Regions from separate parts of the Mus musculus genome. Here region 2 is linked to region 1. A link is a loop called in an ENCODE intact Hi-C map of the cell type or tissue named here. Cell type or tissue: left cerebral cortex. All regions are shown on one strand. Links, peaks and the distances in the headings refer to the core of each region. The heading gives the core; the rest is flanking DNA.

Region 1 (9,245 bases), core at 2,687-5,186:
AGAAGTGCAGCCCCCGGTCTGTGGAGTCCTCATCCTCTGAGTCTCCGGCAGCTGCTTCGTGCAAGGAATCTGTGAAAGGTAGAATACACTGGCCTTTAATCTGTGCTGCCAGTGCCCAGGAATCTCCCTCAGGGCCTCCTAGCCAGTGCAGCCCCGTGCCCTGGGCAACATGCAGCCTGCTCTCACCCCGGTGTGCACCCCATGATGTCTCTTCTATCAGGCTCCCTGACCGTCCTGCTTGATAACCTGCAAGGCCTGAGCGAGGCCATTTCCAGAGATGAAGATATTTGTGTGGAAGATAACCAGAACACCAAGAAAACCAAGAACCCTCCTTCAGATCCACTGCTGAGCTAGAGCTGCCAGGGGGAAGAATGAAGCCAGCCTGAAGCTGGACCCCCAGGAGGGTTGGGTCGGAGGAAATGGGGTGGGGGCCAGCCTAGCCCTGCCCCCCAGCAAGCCTTGGAACCCCAGCTTCTACCAAATTCAAACTCTGCAATGAATAAAGATGGCAATAGTGTTGCCTGGAGATGTTTGAGAGACTGCGATTTCCCCTGAGCCGGCTCCTGAGGCAGGGGCTGTGAGAAGCTTGTCCTCCTACCCCTGCCCTTCGGGCGCCTCTTTCCAAATCTCTTTCCTAACTGCCCTGGAAGTGTTCTGAGAAGCCCTCCACCCCCACACCCCAAGCCCCCTCCCCCACCCCAGGTTTGGTTTGATTTTGTTGTTGGTTTTATTTGTTTTTTGTTTTGACTTTTGAGACTTAGTAGCCCTGGATGCCTTAGAGCTTATTATGTAGAACAGGCTGACCTTGAACTCAGAGACCCACCTGCCCCTGCTTCCCAAGTTCATTCTGTCTCTGTCTCTCTCTGTCTACCCCCTCCTCCTTTTTTTTTCCAGGACAGGAACTCTGTGCAGCCCTAGCTATCCTAGAATTCACTCCTTGAATCAAGCTGCCCTCAAACTCAGAGATCTGCCTGCTATTGTGTTGTGCACCCCCCCAACACACACATACACACTCTCACACACATACACTCACACACGTACACACACACATATACACCCTCACACACATACACTCACACACACACATACATATACTCAAACACACACACACACACACACACACACACACACACACACACACACCCAGTGCTGGGGTTAGAAGCCTGTGCCACTGCTACCCAGACCAAGTTTCCTTTGTCCTCACTTTCTTTGGGTGTTGATGAATGCCTGGAGCAAGATACTAAACAGTCAACATTCAAGGAATCTCAGCAGATGCTGTCCTAGGCCAGGGCCACTGTGATGGACGGCAGGGGGTTCCTGGCAGGGGCAGGGCACAGTTCCAGACTGTGATGGACGGCAGGGGGTTCCTGGCAGGGGCAGGGCACAGTTCCAGACTGTGATGGACGGCAGGGGGTTCCTGGCAGGGGCAGGGCACAGTTCCAGAAGGGCTTTGGGATGGACTGGAGAGATGGCTAAGTGGTCCTAAGCACTGGCTGCTCTTCCGGAGGATCTAGATTAAAATCTTAACAACCACATGGAGTCGAACAACTGTTTATAACTCCAGTTCTGGTGGATTCAATGCCTTCTGACCTCCCTGTGCATCACTTGTATGTAAAACACTCACATTTTCTTTTTCTTTTCTTTTCTTTTTTTTTTTTTTTTTTTTTTTTTGGTTTTTAAGACAGGGTTTCTCTGTGTAGCCCTGGCTGTCCTGGACCTCACTCTGTAGACCAGAAAGAAAGGAAAGAAGAAAAAAAATCTGTGTGTGAGAGGAGGGAGGAAGAGTAACAATGGGTTAAAACCTTGGGAGCCTGAGGGAGATGGTCCAGGATCAAGATGGATGCTCTGGGGCCAGGGCTATCAAGTGGAAACCAAGTTTCCCTGATCAGCCATAAGTAGAATCCCAAACCGACCAGGTGGGGACAGATGTGTGGGGATTGGAGCTGTAGTCCAGACACTCTCAAGCCTTCTGAAGCAATCTCTCTTGGTGGTGGTGGTGGTGGTGGTGGGTGTGTCTTAAGGACCCTGATGCTCAGGGCCATCCTGAAGAAGGAAGATTTCTAGGGTTACAAGGGCAGGGGTGGGGGAGGGGAGCTCTTCCTGAGTCTTTGGTGTTGATGCAGTCACCTCTGCATGGGGTCAGGAACCAGGATATCCTGGCTTCCCGCGTCACCCAGGTGGCTCCCCCTGGAATTCCTTAGATGTCACTGCCTGGGAAGTTCCCAGTGACTGACTGAGGTGACATGCCAGAGAGCATGGTCCAGAGGGGAGTGGGGGGACGGAGCTCCGAGGCTGAGATGCCAGTCTAGAGGGTGCTTTCTGACCCAGGCGTCCCGCCTCTGCCTCTAATTACCAAGCTTCCCCACGCGAGGTTTGCCCCCATTTTGTGGCTTCCAATAACTATCACGGATGAAAGGTAGCCTTCCTTGTGATTATAAAGATGACAGGTGGGTCCTGATTCCTGCCGGGTGTGGATGGAGGAGGTGTGAAAACAAGGGTGGAGCCTCCTGGGGTCTGGGTCACTGATAGACCCGGCTGCCCCCGGCCCCCGGGACTGGGGGACAGAAAAGAGGGATGCTTACTGGCAGGTTCTTTGTAAACGGGTTTGACCAGTTAGGCTCTGGTAGGGATTCCTTAGGGTGCTGAGCTGGCCCCTCCCCACAGACTGGCCACCCCCTCTACCTCCTCTGCTATAAAGCCTCTTAGGTTCTCAAGCACCTAGACTCGGAGCACCCCGCCTTGGGGGCCAGTAGACAGCCATGATGCTCACCTGGAAGCTGCTAGGCCTGCTGGTCCTTTGCCTGTGTGCAGGAGGTGAGTCGTCAGAATAGGCCAGGAGCACAGCTGGGGTGATGGAGATGGTCGAAATGACCCACCCTTAGGGAGGGGACGCCCCCAGGAGGAAAGGAGTAAGAGGAACGCAGAGCAGAAGGGATTCTTGGAGTGTCCTTAGTGGGGAAGCTCAGGGGATTGCAGGCAGGGGCACCTTGATTCTGAATATGTTGCTGGGTCAGGTGGAGGGATGCGATAGAGTTGTGTGGAGTCACCAGGCCTAGGGAGTCACTGGGACTGAGGGCTGGTTATTACAGAGATGGCGCCTGAGTGACAGGTGGGGCCAAGACCACTTCCAGTGCAGACCACCCTGGGGGAGGTTCCAGTGGAGTATCCCAACCAAGGTTGAACAGAGAACCATTTGGAAGTATGATCGTGTCAGTGGTCCGGATGAGCCTAGGGCTTTCACACCGTGTGAAGATGGCCTCAGTGTTTGGGAAATGTATGGAGAGCACTTTGGGGGTCACTCTGAGATCTGTTTTGGGGCTCAGGCTGTGCTAGTCTAAGTGAGGCTCAACCTTTGGGTATGAAGCTGGGTGGGAAGTGTTCTGCGACTGTATCTCTTATTCTCCTTCCTCCTCTACAGGCATTTCAGGCAATGGCGACCCTTCTCCCGGATCTACAGACACCCACGAAGAGGAGGACTCCCCACCATTGCCTCTGGGACCCCCAATCCCTGGTGATCCCTGGCCTGGGGCGCCTCCTTTGTTTGATGAACCTCCGCCTCCAGGCTCCAACCGTCCCTGGAGAGATCTTCCTGACAGTGGTGCCTGGCCCCCAAAGCCCCCAAGCACTGATCCCCCTAAACCTCCTCTGCCTGATGACCCCTGGCCAGCAGGAACCCAGCCCCCAGAAAACCCCTGGCCTCCTGCCCCTGAGATGGACCATGAATCTCAGGAGGAGCCAGACCTTGACCCACCCCAGGAAGAGTATAGATAGGGGACCCTAGGGAACGTGAGCCTCCACAGAGCACACCAAAGCCCACCTTTTTCATTGGCTGCCCGCTTAGAATCTCAATTTTCCCTAATCCCTTAGTTCCCTTCCTCAGTCTCTGTTTGAATTGTGTTCTATGTTGGAAGTGTCTATGCTCTGCAACCCCCCCTCCCTCCACTTTGTGGTCCCTGTTCAGTCATTATGTTGTCCCTTCGCTTCTCTTGATCAGCAGAAAGCACACTCCTACCTCACTCAGCCTGTTCTTGCTTGTCTAGACCTGGACTTCTAGGCAGAGCCTGAGCTCTGTGCTCTCTGCTGCCCCCTGGTTTTCTTAGCTGGGAACTGACAGTCGATCAGGATGGTGCTTCCAATGGAAAAATAAAAGCCACGTTTTCTTCTGAATCTAGTCTGCTTTTTTTACCGTTGCTTAGGTTTTTAAATATTCAGTCGCGTTCCTCTCAGCTCTTAGCTTGCAGAGATCTAGAAATGGTGTGTGTTTTTTGTCTTGCACTTGTGCAGGGAGGAGGGCTAAGTACGTAATTTCACATCACAAGGGTATGCAGACCCATGGTCTTGCTCCTCTGGTGTTCCTGTGAAAGAGAAAGCTTGCCGCTCTCTAATGGCTGTGGCTTGTCTGCCCTAGGTGGTACATGTAAACCCGTAGGGTGTATGAGTAGTTTGTTTTGTTTTAGAGACAAGGTTTCTCTGTGTAGCCCTGGCTATCTGGAACTCAATCTGTAGAGCAAGCCTGACTCAAACACACAGATCTACCTACCTCTGCCTCTGGGTGCTGGGATTAAAGGCGTGTGCTACCACCACCCAGCTAGGCAGTTTGTTTTAAGGAACTCCATTCTGGATGCATTCAAGGTCCTTCTGGAACAGGGCCTCTGGCCCACACTGAGCCTGGGTAGGGTGTTCTTCTGGAACCTGCCCAGTAAAGAAACACAGTTCTTCCCAGCTTCTTTTTTGTTTGTTTTTTTGTTTTGGGGTGTGTGTGTGTGTGTGTGTGTGTGTGTGTGTGTGTGTGTGTACAGGATCTTTCCGTGTATTTCTAGCTGTCCTGACACTGTGTAGACCAGGCAGGCCCCCAACACACGGAGATCCACCTGTCTCTGTCTCCCCAGTGCTGGGATTAAAAGAATGCATCACCATACCCGACTCCTCCCAGCCTCTACAGATGCATTTTCAATGAAAGTTTGCTTTTCAGGGCTGGAAAGATGGCTCAGCAGTTAAGAGCACTGTCTGTTCTTCCAGAGGTTCTGAGTTCAATTCCCAGCAACCACATGGTGCCTCACAGCCATCTGTAATGGAATCTGATGCCCTCTTCTGGTGTCTGAAGACAGTAACAGTGTACTTCCATAAAATAAAAAAATAAATAAAAAGTTTGTTTTCCATATCTAATTAGTATTTTTAACTTTAATATCTGTGTTTTATAGTTGTACTATAAATTTAATGCTGAATAATTATTTAAGTCTTTTTTGTTTGTTTTTGTTTTTGTTTTTCGAGACAGGGTTTCTCTGTTTAGCCCTGGCAGTCCTGGAACTCACTCTGTAGACCAGACTGGTCTCCAACTCAGAAATCCGCCTGCCTCTGCCTCCCAAGTGCTGGGATTAAAGGTGTGCGCCATTACTGCCCTGCTTTAATACAAGCCTTATGAACCAGTCATGGTGATGTACATCTGTAATGCTGGCACTAGGGAAGTGGAGGCAGAGCAGAGGGTTCAGCAGTTCAAGTTCATCTTCAACAGCACATCAAGTCAGATGCCATCTGGAATCCGGGAGACCCTGGTTCAGCAGAGAAAAGGGAGTGGCTCAGTTGGCAGAGAGCTTCCCTGGCATGCACAGCCATAGAACAGTTTTGAAGACAGTCCAAGATCCACAAGACCCTCAGATATATGCAGTAGCAGGAAAAGACAAGAGAGAAATACAAAGAAGGGGCTGGAGAGATGGCTCAGTGGCTAAGAGCACTCACTGCTCTTTCGAAGGTGCTGAGTTCAGGTCAATTCTCAGCATCTGTATGGCAGCTCTCAACTGTCTGATGCCACCTTCTGGTGTGCAGGTGTATATGCAGACAAAATATATACATACACATGCACACATATAATTATTTTATATGTATATAAACATATACATATATGTATATATATGTTAATTTTAAAAATACAATGGGCTTGCACCTACTGGAATCCAAACTACAGCGAGAGATCCTGTATCAAAGCCACAAGCACAAAAGACAGCAGTTGAATCGCATCCCTACAGCAGCTGATGGGAACAGTCGCAGAGACCCACAGCCAAACATTAGGTGGAGGAAGAACCCAAACTGAGGATCTCCACTGGATCCTTCTCCCGCTCAGAGAACCCTGCAGAAGAGGGGGTAGGAAGAATTGTAGGAGCCAGAGGAGACCAAGAGAACATGGCCCACAGACTGAACTAAGCAGGGCTCATAGGGGCTCACAAGGACTACAGTGGCAATCACAGAGCCCACATGGGTCTGCATATATGTTGTGGTTGTTTTAGCTTGGTGGGAGTAGGTCTGTCTCTGACTTTTTTTTTTTTTTTTTTTTTTTAAAGATTTATTTATTTCATTTATATGAGTACACTGTAGCTGTCTTCAGACTCATCAGAGAGGGCATCGGATCGCATTACAGATAGTTGTGAGCAGCCACCATGTGGTTGCTGGGAATTGAACTCAGAACCTCTGGAAGAACAAGCAGCCAGTGCTCTTAACCACTGAGCCATCTCTTCAGCCCTGTCTCTGATTCTTATTCCTGCTCCTGGGACCCTTTCCCTCCTACTGGGTTGCCTTGCCCAGCCTTGATATGAGGGTTTGTGTCTAGTTTTATTGTATCTTGCTATGCAGTGTTCGGTTCTTATCCCTGGTTCTTTCCTCAAGAGAAACAGGGAGGCAGAGCTGGGTGCTGGGAGAAGTGGTGGGAGGGGAAACTGTATTGCATGAGAGAATTAAGAAAAGAAGAGGGGCTAGAGAGATGGCTCAGCGGTTAGGAGCACTGACTGCTCTTCCAGAGGTCCTGAGTTCAAATCCCAGCAACCACATGGTGGCTCACAACCATCTGTAATGGGATCTGACGCCCTCCTTCTGATGTGCCTGAAGGCAACTACAGTGTACTCACATATAATAAATAATTCTTATTAAAAAAAGAAAGAAAGAAAAAAGAAAAAAGAAATACAATGAAAAATCTATCTCACGCTAGTGAAATTCCAGGGACTGGAGAGGAGGGAAGCTAAAAATCCAAGGAAGCAGGTAATCTCACGCTGGCTGAATGGCTAACAGGCAGGGCTGGAGGATGGCTCAGTGGTTAGGAGCACTGGGTGCATTTGCACAGGATCAAAGTCCACTCCCAGCACCCACATGGTGACTCACAACTGCCTGCGAATCTAGGCTCAAGGGATCTGACGCCTTCTTCTCTTCTCCATGGGCAATGCATGCATTTGGCACACACACATGCCTGCAGGCAAAACACTCATACATATAAAAATAAAACTTAAAAGGTTTGCAAGAATTTCTTTATATCTTAGCTTCTGTCTGTAAAAAGCTTCTGTGACTTTTTTTTTTTCTTTCTTCAAGACAGGGTTTCTCTGTGTAGCCCTGGCTGTCCTGGAACTCACTTTGTAGACCAGGCTGGCCTCGAACTCAGAAATCCGCCTGCCTCTGCCTCCTGAGTGCTGGGATTAAAGAAGATATGAACCACTACACCTGGCTCTTTTTTCTTTTTTTCTTTTTTTCTTTTTTCTTTTTTCTTTCTCCTTTCTTCTTTCTTCTTTTTTTCTTTTTTCTCTTTCCTTTTTCTCTTTCTTTCCTTCTTTCTTTCTTTCTTTCTTTCTTTCTTTCTTTCTTTCTTTCTTTCTTTCTTTCTTTTTTGAGATAAACTCTCACTACGTGGCTCAGTCTATCCTTCAATTAGAAATCTGTCTGTGTGCTGGGTAGTTTATGTCAGCTTGACTCAGGGTAGAATTGTCTGAAAGGAGGGGACAGCAATGAAGTAAATGAAATCCAGTTGTAGGCATTTTCTCCCTTAGTGATTGATGGGGAGGGAGCCCCACCCACTGCAGGTGGTGCCATCCCTGGGCTGGTGATCCTGGGTTCTATAAGAAAGCAGGTCGAGCAAGCCATGATGAGCAAGCCAGTAAGCAGCACTCCTTCATGGTATCTGCATCAGCGCCTGCCTCCAGGTCCCTGCCCTGCTTGAGTTCCTGACTTCCTTCAGTGATAGATTATGATGTGGAAGAATAGCTGAATCAACCCTTTCCTCCCCAAGTTGCTTTTGGTCATGGTGTTTCATCTCAGCAATAGAAACCCTGACCTACAGCCTGCTTCAGCCTTCCAAGTGTTGGGGTTACAAGTTCCTCAAATTTGTTCAGGGATTAGCAAAGTTCAAAGGGCAGGGGTTAGCAAAGGTCAAAGGGCAGGAGTCCATACATCCCTGTGATCTGGCATCAGTCCAGTCGGTGACTAGGGTTTGGGGTTGAAGAGAATCTAAAAGAAGTTGAAGCTCATGGCATTAAAATTTAATTTTTACTCCTCTAAAGAGTGTTGTGACTCTCATCTATAATCCCAACACATGGGAGGCTGAGGCAGGAGGATCAAGGGTTAATTCAAGACTATCTTGGGCTACATGAGATCTTGGCTCAAAAAAAATTATAAGAAATTAAGAGAGAGAGAGAAAGAGAGAGAGAGAAAGTATAAGAAATTAAGAGAGAGAGAAAAAGAGAGAGAAAGTATAAGAAATTAAGAGAGAGAGAGAGAGAGAGAGAGCGAGCTGGGTAGTGGTGGCACATGCCTTTATTCCCAGCACTTGGGAGGCAGAGACAGGCGGATTTCTGAGTTTGAGGCTAGCCTGGTCTACAGAGTGAGTTCCAGGACAGCCAGGGCTATACAGAGAAACCGTGTCTCTGAAAAACCAGAAATAAATAAATAAATAAATAAATAAATAAGAAAAGAAAAAAATTACCCATAGAGTCATAGAGTTTCAATTAAGTGTTTGGTTTTGTCAACTTGATACAAGCTATCAAACGCGTCCAGCAGAGTACTGGGTAGGCAGAGCCTGTGAGACATTTTCTTGGTTAAGGCTTGATGTGGGAGGGTTCAGTCCACTGTGGTCTTTGTCACTATGGGACAAGTGATTTGGGGTTGAGTAAGAAAGCAAGCTGAGCAGGACTGTGGTGGCGCACGCCTTTAATCTCAGCGCTCTTGTGAGGCAGAGGCAGGTGGATCTCTGTGCCAGAGGCCAGCCTGGTCTACAGAGAGAGTTCCAGATCAGACAGGGCTACGCAGAGAAACCCTGTCTCGAGGAGCAAAATGAAAGCAATCAAAGATTAAAAACCTGATTCCACAGGCCTGAACTTGAAGCCAGGAGAGACGGGATTTGCATTCCCATGTTAAGTAACCTACCGTGAGTAAGGTGCCTAAGACTAAATAGCTATGTGAGCTCCGCTCTGGGAACGCCTGAGTTCAGAGGAGTC
Region 2 (9,245 bases), core at 2,472-4,971, 50 kb before region 1:
CCTGTTGAAGCAGCTAGAAAAAGAGACTGTGTTTCATACTCCTCCACCGACCAGTGCAAAACAAGCTAAAAAGTTCCTGGGCACTGCGGGCTTTTGCAGATTGTGGATTCCAGTTTTGCTGAGTTAAAGAGATAAAAGCCCTTCGTATAGAAAAATAAAGAACAATCTTAGATGGCCTTAGATGCTCTTGAGACTGCCCTAATGTTATCCCCAGCTATGGGACTCCTAGATGTGACTGAGAACAAAGGTATTGCCAAAGAAGTTCTTACTCAGAGATTGGGACCCTAAAAAAAGACCTGTGGCATACTTGTAAGAAATTAGACCTGGTGGCTGTAGGATGGCCTGCTTGTCTGCACATAGTGGCTTCTAGTCAAGGACGCAGATAAATTGACTCTGAGACAAAACTTGGCACATGTCCTAAAAAGTGTGGTTCAGCCCCCATGACCGATGGCTGACTAACGCTCTTGAAAACATTATCCAACTGTTCCCCTGACCGATGGACACATTGTCAGAGCTTTTTGTTGACTGAACGAGTGACCTTCGCTCCCCCTGCTATCCTCGATCTCACTACTGCCTGAGACTTCACCTACTCATCATTGTGCTGACATTCTGGCAGAAGGAACTCATACTCGAAATGATCTGAAGGATCAGATCAGCCTTGGCCTGAGAGTTTGAGCTGGTACACGGATGGCAGTAGCCTCGAGGTTAAGGGTAAGCGGAAGGTGGGGACAGCAGTGCAGTGGTGGACAGAAAGCAAGTGATCTAGGCCAGCAGCCTCCCTAAAGGGACTTCAGCCCAAAAAGCTAAACTTGTGGCTTTAATACAAGCTCTATATATATAGACATCTGCAGAAAAAGACCTAAGATGCTGTGGCTAAAAGAAATCAGATGGCAAATCTAACCGCCCAGACATCCTAAAGAGCAATGATCCTGACAGTCTGAAGACTATCAAGTTATAGACAAATTAAGACTGGTAAAAGAAACCCTGTATAAAATAGTAGAAACTGAAGAAAAAGAAAACTAGTCCTCTCATGAGAAGACAGACCTGACATCTACTGAAAAATAGACTTTACTGAAAAAAAAATGTGTATAAATACCTTCTGGTTTTTGTGAACGTTCTCAAGATAGATAAAAGCTTTTCCTTGTAAAACTGAGACTGCTCAGATAGTCATCAAGAAGATTATTAAAAATTTTCCAAGGTTCGGAGTGCCAAAAGCAATAGTGTCAGATAATGGTCCTGCCTTTGTTGCCCAGGTAAGTCAGGGTGTGGCCAAGTATTTAGAGGTCAAATAAAAATTTTATTATGTGTACAGACCTCAGAACTCAGGACAGATAGAAATAATAAATAAAACTCTAAACAGACCTTGACAAAATTAATCCTAGAGACTGGCACAGACTTACTTGGTACTCCTTCCCCTTGCCCTATTTAGAACTGAAAATACTCCCTCTTAATTCGGTTTTACTCTTTTTAAGATCCTTTATGGGGCTCCTGTGCCCATCACTGTCTTAAATGATGTGTTTAAACCTATGTTGTTATAATAATGATCTATATGTTAAGTTAAAAGGCTTGCAGGTGGTGCAGAAAAAAGTCTGGTCACAACTGGCTACAGTGAACGAGCCAGGTACCCCAAGGACAACTCACCAGTTCCAGCCAGAGATCTGATCTACGTACACCTGCGTCATGCTGAGACCCTCAAGCCTCACTAAAAGGGTCCCTGCCTAGTTCTGTTTACTAATCCACCTTATTCTGTTTTTGTTCCCATGTTAAAGATAGAGTAAATGCAGTATTCTCCACATAGAGATATAGACTTCTGAAATTCTAAGATTAGAATTACTTACAAGAAGAAGTGGGGAATGAAGAATGAAAAATTACTGGCCTCTTGTGAGAACATGAACTTTCACCTCGGAGCCCACCCCCTCCCATCTGGAAAACATACTTGAGAAAAAACATTTTCTGGAACAACCACAGAATGTTTCAACAGGCCAGATGTATTGCCAAACACAAGATATGACTCTTTGGTTGAGTAAATTTGTGGTTGTTAAACTTCCCCTATTCCCTCCCCATTCCCCCTCCCAGTTTGTGGTTTTTTCCTTTAAAAGCTTGTGAAAAATTTGAGTCGTCGTCGAGACTCCTCTACCCTGTGCTAAGGTGTATGAGTTTCGACCCCAGAGCTCTGTGTGCTTTCATGTTGCTGCTTTATTTCGACCCCAGAGCTCTGGTCTGTGTGCTTTCATGTCGCTGCTTTATTAAATCTTACCTTCTACATTTTATGTATGGTCTCAGTGTCTTCTTGGGTACGCGGCTGTCCCGGGACTTGAGTGTCTGAGTGAGGGTCTTCCCTCGAGGGTCTTTCATTTGGTACATGGGCCGGGAATTCGAGAATCTTTCAACCTAACTGAGTCTCCAAAGAAACCAGAAATTTCCACTTTAAGAGGCAAGTTGATCTCTAGGAGTTCAAGACTAGCCTGGTCTACAGAGTGAGTTCCAGGACAGCCTGGACTCCACAGTGGGACTGTATCTCAAAAAAAAAAAAAAAAAAAAAAAGGTACTTTTAAAAAATCATTTGTGAGCCGGGTGGTGGTGGCGCACGCCTTTAATCCCAGCACTCGGGAGGCAGAGGCAGGTGGATTTCTGAGTTCAAGGCTAGCCTGGTCTACAAAGTGAGCTCTACGAGCTCTACTACACCTGACAGCTTACTATCCAGAATTCACATGAGCTCAAAAACTGAACACTAAGTAGACAACCCAACCAAACAGTGGGCCGTGGCACTGAACAGAAATCTCTCAAAAGAAGAATTACCCACTCAGGAAGCTGAGGCAAGCAGATCTCTGTGAGTTCGAGGCCAGCCTGGTGCACATTGTATAACAAGCTCCAGGACAACCAGGGTTACTAAGTGTGATGTTGTTTTTAAAAGGCTATTTCTGCCGGGCAGTGGTGGTGCATGCCTTTAATCCCAGCACTTGGGAGGCAGAGGCAGATGGATTTCTGAGTTCAAGGCCAGTCTAGTCTACAGAGTGAGTTCCAGGACAGCCAGGGCTACACAGAGAAACCCTGTCTCTAAAAACAAACAAACAAACAAACAAACAAAAGGCTATTTCCCAAACCAGGAGTTTTTAAAAGGGTACTCAGTCCCAGGGCTCAGCCATCTCCCTGTTGAGCTGTCAAGCAGAGAGGCCCCAACAACAACACAGGAAATTGCCAGTGTTCTTGATTGCCCAAAAGAACCAGATGACCAGAAGCTGACAACACCAAGAGGCTAGGGGTCTTCCAGTTGGCCTTGTACTGTTGCAACTGTCAGGGAAAGGATGTAACCAGAGGGCCTCTGGGACTCCTCTCACCCTTGATAGTTTGAGGGATATGAGCAAATTACACGGTTATCAGAAGGTGGCCATAGTGACACTGAAAATTGGCCCATTGGCTTCAAAGATTTACCAAAGTACCGTCCGTATTTTCTACCTACGGTGTGCTGGAGCCTAGAGGACACTAGGGGGCGCGCTGAGCTCGCGGAAGCCACCCAGAGTCCTTCCAGGAGACTCCCTTAAAGGTTGATCAAATTGTTCTTTGCCAAACTGAATTTATCATAAAAATTATACTTTATTTTGTATTACTTTGTGTACATGGGTGTTTTGCCTTCACAGATGCGTCTGGTGCACCTGAGAAGCCAGAAAAGAGAACAGGAGTGAACAGGTTTGTGGGGGCTGACACTCAAACTCGAGGACTCTGGGAAAGCATCGAGTGCTCTTAACCATTGAGCCATCTCTCCAGCCCATCTGTTTTCTTTTGCCGGAGGAAGGGGCTCTGAGAAAGGATCTTACCTGTAGCCCAGGCTGGCCCAGTTCACCATGTGATGAAGGCTCCTTTCAAATCCAAGCTACTTCAGCTTCCCAAGTGCTGAGATTGTTCGTGGGAATCTCCACATTCGGCGCTATTTTGCCGTTTAGCCCATATGTGAAGAGAGATGGATTAGAACTTTTTTTTCTAATCCCTATTAAAATGGTAGGAGGCACCTTCACTTGAGAATTCTTCCTTCCTCTCTCTTTCTTTTTCAAGATTTATTTATTTATTATATAGAAGTACTGTGGCTGTCTTCAGACACTCCAGAAGAGGGTGTCAGATCTCACTGCAGATGGTTGTGAGCCACCATGTGGTTGCTTGGATTTGAACTCAGGAAGAGCAGCCAGTACTCTTAACCTGAGCCATCTCTCCAGCCCCCCTTTCTTTTTCCTTTTCTTTCTTTCTGTTTGTTTGTTTGTTTGTTTTGTTTTTGTTGTTTGTTTGTTTCGAGACAGGGTTTCTCTGTATGTCCCTGGCTGTCCTGGAACTCACTTTGTAGACCAGGCTGGCCTCGAACTCAGAAGTCCACTGCCTCTGCCTCCCAAGTGCTGGGATTAAAGGTGTGCGCCACCACTGCCCAGTCTGTGTGCTGTGCGTCTTGTAATCCAGCCTGGCCTCAAAGTTCCCTGCCTCCCAGCCCCCAGTGCTTAGATACAGACATAGGCCCAGCATGGTACTCAGCTTTTTAATAGTATTTTTTAACTTTAATGGATGAAGCAAAAACATTGTTTTTAGCATTTGTGTGTGTGTGTTGTGTTTTGTGTTCTTGTGACTCCATGCTGGGGATTGCCCCCAAAGCCTGACCTGTCGTGAGCCAGATCCCAGTTTAAATTTTTCATTTTTTCATTTTTGTTCTGTTTGCTTTGTCTCCTGGAGGCTTTAAAAATGGACAAAGGTGTAAAAATAAAATATCTCTCTCTCTCTCTCTCTCTCTCTCTCTCTCTCTCTCTCTCTCTCTCTCTCTGTGTGTGTGTGTGTGTGTGTGTGTGTGTGTGTGTGTGTGGTGTCAGAATGAGAGAGAGAGCTCGTGCAAGCGTGTACATTTTATTTTGAAGGTCAAGTCTGACTATGCACCAAGCTGGCCACTAAATGGCTCCCCTACCTCTGTTTTTAAGAGTGCTGGGATTTCAGACATGCCTCCACACCAGGCTTTCCATCACCTTCCTCCAATTCTGTCCCTTGTTTCAGTGTGGAATCACTTCCCGACAACAGGTGATCGATTGGTAAATACACAGAAGCCTAGCAAGGCAAACAAAGGAAGTGTGGGGGCAGCCATTGAGAGGCAGGGCACAGTGAAGACACAGCGTGATGCTGGGTCTGTGACCTTGAGGAGGCCTTCCCACAGGAATTTGGCCTGAAGCCCGAACCAGAACAAAGTGGACCTGGTGAGAGCAGAAGACAGGTGCCCTGAGGTGACAGGGCTCTGGTGACTGGGCTAGGCTCTGCTATTCTTCTTTATCTGAGGGACCTAGACAAGGGAATTCTTATTGAATTAGCTCCTTCAGCCTTCAGAGAAATCTCCTGAAACAGGTTTTAAATAAATAAATAAATAAACAAACAAACAAATAAATAAATCTCCCTCAGCAGTTCAAGAACCTAAAAAAACTGACATACTCTGCCCCAGTTTTTAACTTCCTGTGAAATTCCAGTTTAGTTTTGTTGTTTGTTTTGTTTTTCTGTTTGCTTTGTCTTTTTCAGCTTTAAAAGTGGACAACTCAAACTAGTAAAAAGAGTCTCTCTCTATCTATCTCTATCTCTCTCTCCCTCCCTCCCTCTCCTTCTCTCCCGTGTGCGCACACACACACACACATTTTGCTTTGAAGGTAAAGCCCCAAGCTGGTCACAAATTCATGGTCCCTCGCCTTAAGAGTTGGGCCACGGGCTGGTGAGATGGCTCAGTGGGTAAGAGCACCCGACTGCTCTTCCAAAGTTCAAATCCCAGCAACCACATGGTGGCTCACAACCATCCGTAACGAGATCTGACGCCCTCTTCTGGTGTGTCTGAAGACAGCTACAGTGTACTTACATATAATAAATAAATCTTAAAAAAAAAAAAAAAAAAAGAGTTGGGCCACCATTCATTTCTGATATAAAGTATGATACCAAAAAATAAATAAATAAATAAATCAGGAAGTTTCAAGGGTTGACGCTGGGCTGAGCAAGCCTTCCTTCCCTTCTCCTCCTCCTCTCCCTCCAGGGCCTCACTTTACAGAGCCAAGGAGAAAAAAGATGCCGGAGAAGGACCAGCCAAGCCAAGCCGCAGATGGGAACCAGGCAGCACACCCCACCCCCAACATTATCGAGGACTGTGGCCGCAGGGATGGGGAGATGTTTCTTTGCAGGAACTGGTTTGGCACGGAGGAAGGAGGTTAAAGGCAATCCCACCCATCAGAAGGAGGTGGGGGTGGGGCTGTGACGGGGCCACAGGCGCGAAACCCACCAAGGGACTCCGACAAACCTTAGTGCCAGGAGACCATCACTGGCCCAGACCCTGCATCACCAAAGCTAAGAAAGGGAGATGGAGAAAAAAAATAACAAAAAAAAAAAGAAAAGAAAAAAAAAGAAAAGAAGAAAAAAAAAAAAAAAGAAAGAAAGGGAGATGGAAGAAGACCCTTGCTGCGGGCTCATACCGGCCCTGCCTTTCCTCGGTCTGGACCAAGATAAAGCCTTGGGTCTACTACTCTCTTTATCAGTCTTTCCTAGCCCCACCCCAAGTGCACAAAGTGAGGACATGCAAAAGATTCTGGGAATTTGTTTGTTTGGTTGGTTGGTTGATTTTTTGTTTTGTTTTGGAGACAGGGTTTCTTTCTCTGTATAGCCCTGGCTGTCCTGGAACTCACTCTGTAGACCAGGCTGGCCTCGAACTCAGAGATTCACCTTACCCTGCCTCCCAAGCACTGGGATTATACTATGCCTGGAGGATTCTGTGAATCTTTTTTTTAATATGAATTTTTTTAAAGATTTATTAATTTATTATATGTAAGTACACTGTAGCTGTCTTCAGACACACCAGAAGAGGGAGTCAGATCTCATTAGGGATGGTTGTGAGCCACCATGTGGTTGCTGGGATTTGAACTCAGGACCTTTGGAAGAGCAGTGGGGTGCTCTTACCTGCTGAGCCATCTCACCAGCCCCGGATTCTGTGAATCTTGAGCCTGACTCTCCCAAAGGGATTTGATTTCCAATTCCCTTTTGTTCTTCACTACAATGATACAATTGCTAAAAAAAAAAAAAAAAAAAAAAAGGTTAAAAACAAACAACACCCCCCCCCCAAAAAAAAAAACATAAAATTTAAAATCAGTAATTTTTATTTCTCAGAGAGATTTTTTTCTTTATCTATTTTGGGTACAGAGGGTCTTGAACCCTGGACCATACACCCTCCAGACCCTCCAGGAATGTTCCATCTTGCTCTTAGAACTACATCCAAAGCCCTAGAGGACTGGACAGTCTGGAGAGAGCTGTAAGATTGACAGACAGCACTTGCTGCTCTTGCAGTGGACCTAGATTCAGTTCCCAGCACTCACATGAGCAGCTGACAACCAGCAGTAACTCCAGTTCCAAGGGATCAAGCAACCTCCTCAGTCACTCTATGCATGCAGTACCAATACATACATTCATTCACATACGTACATACATACAAACATACATACATACATATATACATACTTACATACATACATACTTTGGAAGCTGAGCCCGTGACCTTCACCTTGAACCCAAGGGCTACTTTCAGCCTCATCCAGGGTGTGGCTAGTGAAGCCACCAGTGAACTGGTCACCTGCCTGAACAGGAGATAAGGTATTTCAGCCTGTCTCAAAGGTTTATTTCTGAGCTCAGATGGCCGGCGTAACGCCTATGGCCAACAGATATGCAGGGGGAAAGACCCTTCTGGAAGCAGAAGTGAGAGGTCATAAAAGAGCCTGTGGCTTCACACCATCCATAAAAATACCCTCTGAGCCTGAGTCAGCCATCAAACAAGATAATTATCCTTCTCTCTTTCTCAAAATACTGTATTCTCTCTTTTTACTGGGGGGAGGGGGGAGGGGAGACACAGTTTCTCTGTGTAGCCCTGGCTGTCCTAGAACTCACTCTGTAGACCAGGCTGCCCTTGAACTCAGAAATCTGCCTGCCTCTGCCTCCCGAGTGCTGGGATTAAAGGAGTGCGCCACCACGCCAGCTCACCTTTTTTGGGTTAGGCTCCCAGGATCTGTCTCTGCCCTGTGTTGAGATGGCAGGCAGATACAGCCCTGCCCAACTTTTATGTGGTTGCCCGGGGTGTGGGAATGGGGGGGGGAATCTAACTCAACTCCTTTTGTGTTTACAGAAACCCTTCTTAGGAGTGAGCCAACTCCCTACCTCCTTCTTGTTCTGCTTGTCAGCCCGGGATCCCAGGCCACAGGACTAGTGCTGCCATAACTCCCTCCCGTGACTCTTCCCATGTTTAATTAACCTAACCTAACAGCTATGCCTGGAGGCCTAGCCTAATCAAGATAACCCTTAGCTGGCAGGCTCAGAGCTCCTTTCCCAGCCCAGGTCATACTAGATCCTGTCATGTTGACATCTTTCTTTCTTTCTTTCTTTCTTCCTTCCTTCCTTCCTTCCTTCCTTCCTTCCTTCCTTCCTTTCTTTCTTTCTTTCTTTCTTTCTTTCTTTCTTTCTTTCTTTCTTTTTGGTTTTTCGAGACAAGGTTTCTCTGTGTAGCTCTGGCTGTCCTGGAACTCTGTAGACCAGGCTGATCTCCAACTCAGAAATCTGCCTGCCTCTGCCTCCCGAGTGCTGGGATTAAAGGCATGCACCACCACGCCCGGCTTTTCTTTCTTTCTTTTTTTTTTTTTTTTAATTAAAAAAAAAGATTTATTTATTATTATATCTAAGTACACTGTAGCTGTCTTCAAATGCACCAGAAGAGGGCATCAGATCTCATTAAGGATGGTCGTGAGACACCATGTGGTTGCTGGGGTTTGAACTCAGGACCTTCGGAAAAGCAGTTGGTGTTCTTAACCACTGAGCCATCTCTCCAGCCCAACATCTTTCTTTCTTACAACTTGAAATGTAGACCAGGCTATACTCAGACTCTCATTGATCTGCTTGCCTCTGCTTCCCAGAGTGCTCAATCTACAGTCAGACATGCACCAGCATGCCTGGAGCCGATTAGGGTAAACCATCACAGTGGGTGACAACAAGTCAGCCTGAGGTACATGAGTGGGACCAGAGCTCTTCCTACGGCCCACAGTGTCTCACACCACCTCTAACTTCAAATCCAGGATATTGGATACCTCTGACTCCTGGGGACCCCTGCACTCAGGTGTACAATCTCACATGGAAACACACACCTAGGGGCTGGAGAGATGGCTTAGCAGTTAAGAGCACTGACTGCTCTTCCAGAGGTCCTGAGTCCAATTCCCAGCAAC

What was found. Hi-C counts contacts between places; a loop is a spot of excess contacts. Peaks named below come from ENCODE experiments on the same cell type or tissue, not always from the same donor. Only the 100,000 strongest peaks of a DNase experiment are listed, where the experiment ranks them.
Region 2: a loop joins it to region 1, with 6 times the contacts of the local background. A loop is called at or near these places in 7 of 42 quality-filtered maps.

What each region holds. Positions count from the first base shown.
Region 1 is chr17:35,530,481-35,539,725 of GRCm38, forward strand. Psors1c2 (psoriasis susceptibility 1 candidate 2 (human)) reads left to right here and starts at 2,721. Exons shown (of 2, transcript NM_020576.2): 1 at 2,721-2,814; 2 at 3,419-4,167. The coding sequence starts at 2,760. The coding sequence ends at 3,771. It overlaps Cchcr1 (coiled-coil alpha-helical rod protein 1), which reads left to right. Exons shown (of 18, transcript NM_001372297.1): 17 at 1-78; 18 at 221-535. The coding sequence ends at 354. In left cerebral cortex, for the core only: CTCF peaks have their summits at 4,091 and 5,084 (motif pointing left); DNase peaks (open chromatin) are centred at 4,089 and 4,355; H3K4me3 peaks cover 287 bases; H3K27ac peaks cover 942 bases.
Region 2 is chr17:35,480,774-35,490,018 of GRCm38, forward strand. No RefSeq gene overlaps it. Among named protein-coding and RNA genes, the nearest start is that of H2-Q10, 15 kb to the left of the region's middle. In left cerebral cortex, for the core only: a CTCF peak has its summit at 3,483 (motif pointing right); a DNase peak (open chromatin) is centred at 3,486.